Regions from separate parts of the Homo sapiens genome. Here region 2 is linked to region 1. A link is an interaction called in ENCODE POLR2A ChIA-PET data of the cell type or tissue named here. Cell type or tissue: HepG2. All regions are shown on one strand.

Region 1 (2,500 bases):
CCTAGAAGGCTTTCTTGAGCACCTAAACAGTTCTGGGCCCAGCAGGGAACACAGCAAAGCCTCTGCCCTTTGCTAAGGCTGAGTCAGTGCAGGGAGGTGCTCTGCAGACACCATTAAGGACCTACAGTAGATCAAATGTGTTACCTTAGGGCTCTGCCCTAAGTCAGACCTCATGTCCCTGCATCTCCTCACTGAGTTCTCACCTGCTCTATGAGAGAGGCACTTTTGGTGACGAAGAACATGCACAGGGCACAATATCATCATCCACACGTAGGAGATGAGGAAGTACGGCAGAAAGAGGGTGAGATCTGATCCCCGGAGAAAGAACACAAGCAAATGGTCTACAATTCTTTTTTTTTTTCCAAGACAAGGTCTTGTTCTCTCGCCCAGGCTGGAGTGCGATGGCGCAATTTTGGCTCACCGCAACCTCTGTCTTCCGGGTTCGAGCGATTCTCCTGCCTCAGCCTCCTGAGTAACTGGAAATACAAGCATGCACCACCATGCCTGTCTAATTTTTGTATTTTTAGTAGAGACGGGGTTTCACCATGTTGGCCAGGCTGGTCTCCAACTCCTGACATCAAGTGATCCGTTTGCCTTGGCCTCCCAAAGCGTTTGGATTACAAGTGTAAGCCACCACGCCCAGCCTACAGTTCTTTTTTAGTTTTTTAAATTTTTTCATTCTTTTTTTCCGCCAAGACTGAGTCTTGCTCTGTCACCCAGGCTAGAGTACAGTGGCACGATCTGGGCTCACTGCAACCTCCGCTTCCTGGGTTCAAGCAATTCTCCTGTCTCAGCCTCTGGAATAGCTGGGATTACAGGCATATGCTACCACACCCGGCCAATTTTTGTATTTTTAGTATAGATGCGGTTTCACCATGCTGGTAAGGCTGGTGTCGAACTCCTGACCTCAAGTGATCCACCCGCCTCGGCCTCCCAGAGTGCTGGGATTACAGGCATGAGCCATTGTACCTATCCCTTTTTCTTTCTCTTTTTTAGAAATGGGGTTTCTCTGTCACCCAGGCTGGAACACGGTGGCAAGATCACAGCTCACTGCATCCTCAAACTCCTGGGCTCAAGGGATCCTCCCCACCTCAGCCACCCTAACTCTAAGCAGAAGCTCAAATAGTCTACAGTTCTAAATTCTGTGATTTGTGGAGTGTGGTGGTGCACCTGTAGTCCCAGCTACTGGGGAGGCTGAGGCAGGAGGATTGCTTGAGCCCAGGAGTTTGAGTCTAGCCTGGGCTACATAGCGAGACTCCATCTCCCTCTCTCTCTCTCTCACACACACACACACACACACACACACACACACACACACACACAGTCATGGTTCCAACACGGGCTTCTAATATTGTGCCTCTTAAAATTCCTGCTTTATCGATCTTTGCCCTCTCCCTGCTGACGCCCCCCTGTCCCCGCACCCTGAGTCCCTTTCTTACCAGACTCTGGCAGGCTGTCCTCACCAGCTCCGGACGGGCACAGAGAGGATTTATAGTGGTTGAGACCCACTTCCGCTCCACAGCCACAACCCCCATCCTTTGTCTAGGCCAAAGTCCTGGCCAACAGAACTGCGGAGGGGGTGGGTGGGGACAGAAAGGGCAATGACGTCCCCCAAGGTCACGTCACAGGGAACCTTCTCTCAAGTGACAGGGAACCCTCACTCTGAGAATTCGCCTCCGACAGAGGCTGGGTTGGGGGCTGTGGAGGGGTTGGAGGTGCTGGGTGCCCACTGGGAATGGAGTCAGAGCTTGTAGGAGACAAGGGCGAAGCTCTCAGTGAGGGCCATCATGGGGACCTGCTGACTCCACCCACGCTCCTGCCCTCACCCTCCTGAAACTGACACGCCTTGAAGTCCCCCATTCTCCGCAAGCCCACAATAGGGTGTTATTCCTTGATACCCTTCCCGACCTCCCTACTCTTCCTTCCCCATCAGGTGTCACCTCTTCTACTCATTGATTCCTGGGAGGCAGTGGGGTGGGTTTTTTTCTGGCCACACTGGGGAAGGATCCAGACAGGGACACAGGTGAGACTTTATTTATTGGAGAAGTATGAACTTTTTTTTTTCTTTTTGTTTTACCCCCAAGAGATCTCGCTGTGTTGCCCAGGCTGGTCTCGAACTCCTGGGCTCAAGCCATCATCCTACCTCAGCCTCCTGAGTAGCTGGGACTACAGGCACCCGCCACAACCACACCTGGCTTTTATGAACATTTTAACCCTGGTCCTTGTCCCCACAGACAAGCCTGGGGCACAGGCTGTGGGTCTTCTTCAAGAGGCTGTCTTTGGATTCGAGGAACCAGGCCTTGGTGAGCGGACCCAGGTCCCTCAGGTGGTCGTCATAGTAGGTCTGCATGAAGCCCCGGAAGGTGCTCGGGCTCCTACAGGAGAGAGGACATCACAGTGGAGGCCCCAGCTCTCCCCAGGTGTTCTCTGCCCCATTTATCCGCTCCTCTCTGTGACCTAGGAGTTCCTGCTCTCAGCTCTAACCCTCCACTCCTCCCAG
Region 2 (2,500 bases), 320 kb after region 1:
GTTTCCTGGGCCAGGGTGAGGACTCTGATTTTGACTCTGAGTGCAGTAGGACCCATGGGAGGACTGCCCAGAGGAGGGACGTGAGCTGGCTTAGGTTTGAACAGGCTCACTCTGGCTATCATGTGAGAACTTGACTTTAAGTTTGGAGGAGTGGAAACAGCCCAGCGAGGAGGTGACCCAAGAGGTCCCCACTTCTTGTCTGCATTTTTCAGGTGAAAGGCTCTGAGGTTTGGGGCTCATTAGGGCCAGGCTTCGTGGTCTAGTAGGGACACATCTGGGATTTGAACTCCCAGACTGTGCTGGGAACTTCCACTTAGAGCTGATTTCTGATTTCAATGCAATGTTATAAGTGAAAAGAACTTTAGCACAACCAGAGACCTCATGAAAGGCTTCCTGGAGGAGGTGTCTGAGTTAAGCCTTGAAGGAGGAGAAAGAGCCCACTAGGTGTACAAACAAGAGGCAATATAACAGCCACCTGGATTGGGCTCTTTTTTTTTTTTTTTTCTTGAAACGGAGTTTTGCTTTTTCATCCAGGCTGGAGCTTGGCTCACTGCAACCTCTGCCCCCTGGGTTCAAGCAATTCTCCTGCCTCTGCCTCTCTATAGCTGGATTATAGGCACCCGCCACCACATCCGGCTAATTTTAGTATTTTTAGTGGAGATGGGGTTTCACCATGTTGGCCAGGCTGGTCTCAAACTCCTGACCTCAGGTGATCCACCCGCCTCGGCCTCCCAAAGTGCTGGGATTACAAGCATGAACCACCATACCCGGCCATGGATTGGGCTCTTACTGTGAGCCAAGCACACGTGTTAATCCATGGCTTGTTATACTGCATGCGAGACCCATGCCCAGGTGTCTAAATCATTAGTAGACTGTGATCAACATTCAAAACATGAAAAGAAATATTATAGAAAACATCAGAGAGCATTACTCATAGTAATAACTGTTACTACACTTGCCTTTTGGTTAGTTGTGGGATATACTGGACATGATGTGAAAAGCATTTCTCATGAAAGCCACTGGATTTATTCATTTAATCCTCACAACAATCCTATGAAGTAATTATTATTATTCCTTTTTTTTTTTGAGACAGGGTCTTGTTCTGTCACTCAGGCTGGAGTGTAGTGGTGCAATCATAGCTTACTGCAACCTCCACCTCCCGGGCTCAAAGTCTCCTCCAGAGTAGTTGGGATTACAGGCGTGCGCCACTACATCCAGCTATTTTTTGTAGAGATGGGGTCTCACCATGTTGCCCAGGCTGGTCTTGAACTCCCGGGCTCAAGTGATCCACCCACCTTGTCCTCCCAAAGTGCTGGGGTTAAAGGTGTAAGCCACCGTGCCGGCCTTATTCCCATTTTGATGAGAAAAGGAAGGCTCAAAGAAGTCAAGTCCTTTGAAACAAACAGGGCTATTTTTTTTTTTTTTTTTTTGAGACAGGGTCTTGCTGTGTCCCCCAGGCTGGAGTGCAGTGGCAAGGTTACAGCTCACTGCAGCCTCAACCTCCCGGGCTCAAGGGATCCTTCCATCTCAGCCTCCTGAGTAGCTGGGACTATGGGCGCACATCACCAGGCTTGGCTAATTTTTAAATTCTTTGTTGAGATGGGCGTCTCATCATGTTGCCCAGGCTGGTCTCGAACTTCTGAGCTCAAGCAATCCTCTCACCTCGGCCTCCCAAACTGCTGGGATTACAGGTGTGAGCCATAGCACCTGGCCAGGGCTAACATTTACTTGCTCTTTGTCAGGCATTGTTGTAGGCATTTAGCACTGATTAACTCACTTACTCCTCACAGTCACCCTATGAGGTAGGTTCCACTATGACCTCATTGCACAGATGGGGAAACTGAAGTGCAAAACAGAAAGTTACTTTTTTGCAGGGACTCAGGGGCATAACAGATGCCAGAGGGATTTGATCCAGGGAGTTCTGGCCACACAGCCTGCACCACCGAGCGTGAGTTCCTGCAACCTCTCTCTTTAGAAAGGGCCCTTCGGACTGAGAATGGCATAGGCGAAGGTGTGGAGCCAGGCCTTTAGAAGAATTAGCCTTCAGGCCGGGCCCGGTGGCTCACGCCTGTAATCCCAGCACTTTGGGAGGCCAAGGCAGGTGGATAACCTGAGGTCAGGAATTTGAGACCAGCCTGGCCAACATGGTGAAACCCTGTCTCTACTAAAAATATAAAAATTAGCCGGGCGTGGTGGCGGGCGCCTGTGATCCCAGCTACTCAGGAGGCTGAGGCAGGAGACTCGCTTGAACCCGGGTGGTGGAGGTTGTAGTGAGCCGAGATCGCACCACTTCACTCCAGCCTGGGCGACAGAGCGAGGCTCCATCTCACACACACACACACACACACACACACACACACACACACACACAAAATTAGTCATCAAATCACAGAAATACAGATGGATGAACCTCAGCGGTCCATAAATTCTCTGGGAGGGGAGTAAAAACCCCTCTGTGCAGAAGTGGGGTTCTAAGTGTGCAGTGGCATGGTCTTGGCTC

The links. Peaks named below come from ENCODE experiments on the same cell type or tissue, not always from the same donor. Only the 100,000 strongest peaks of a DNase experiment are listed, where the experiment ranks them.
Region 2: POLR2A ChIA-PET joins it to region 1 with 7 read pairs; 1 of 35 experiments calls an interaction of 5 or more read pairs at or near these places.

Annotation. Positions count from the first base shown.
Region 1 is chr19:44,945,015-44,947,514 of GRCh38, reverse strand. It overlaps APOC4 (apolipoprotein C4), which reads right to left. Exons shown (of 3, transcript NM_001646.3): 3 at 2,019-2,375. The coding sequence ends at 2,210. APOC2 (apolipoprotein C2) reads right to left here and starts at 1,464. Exons shown (of 4, transcript NM_000483.5): 1 at 1,440-1,464. APOC4-APOC2 (APOC4-APOC2 readthrough (NMD candidate)) reads right to left here. Exons shown (of 6, transcript NR_037932.1): 3 at 1,440-2,375. In HepG2, no CTCF peak of the experiment used is centred here; a DNase peak (open chromatin) is centred at 1,524; H3K4me3 peaks cover 1,747 bases.
Region 2 is chr19:44,620,213-44,622,712 of GRCh38, reverse strand. All of the region lies in intron 1 of IGSF23 (immunoglobulin superfamily member 23), which reads right to left. Among named protein-coding and RNA genes, the nearest start is that of IGSF23, 7.9 kb to the right of the region's middle. In HepG2, no CTCF peak of the experiment used is centred here; a DNase peak (open chromatin) is centred at 1,147.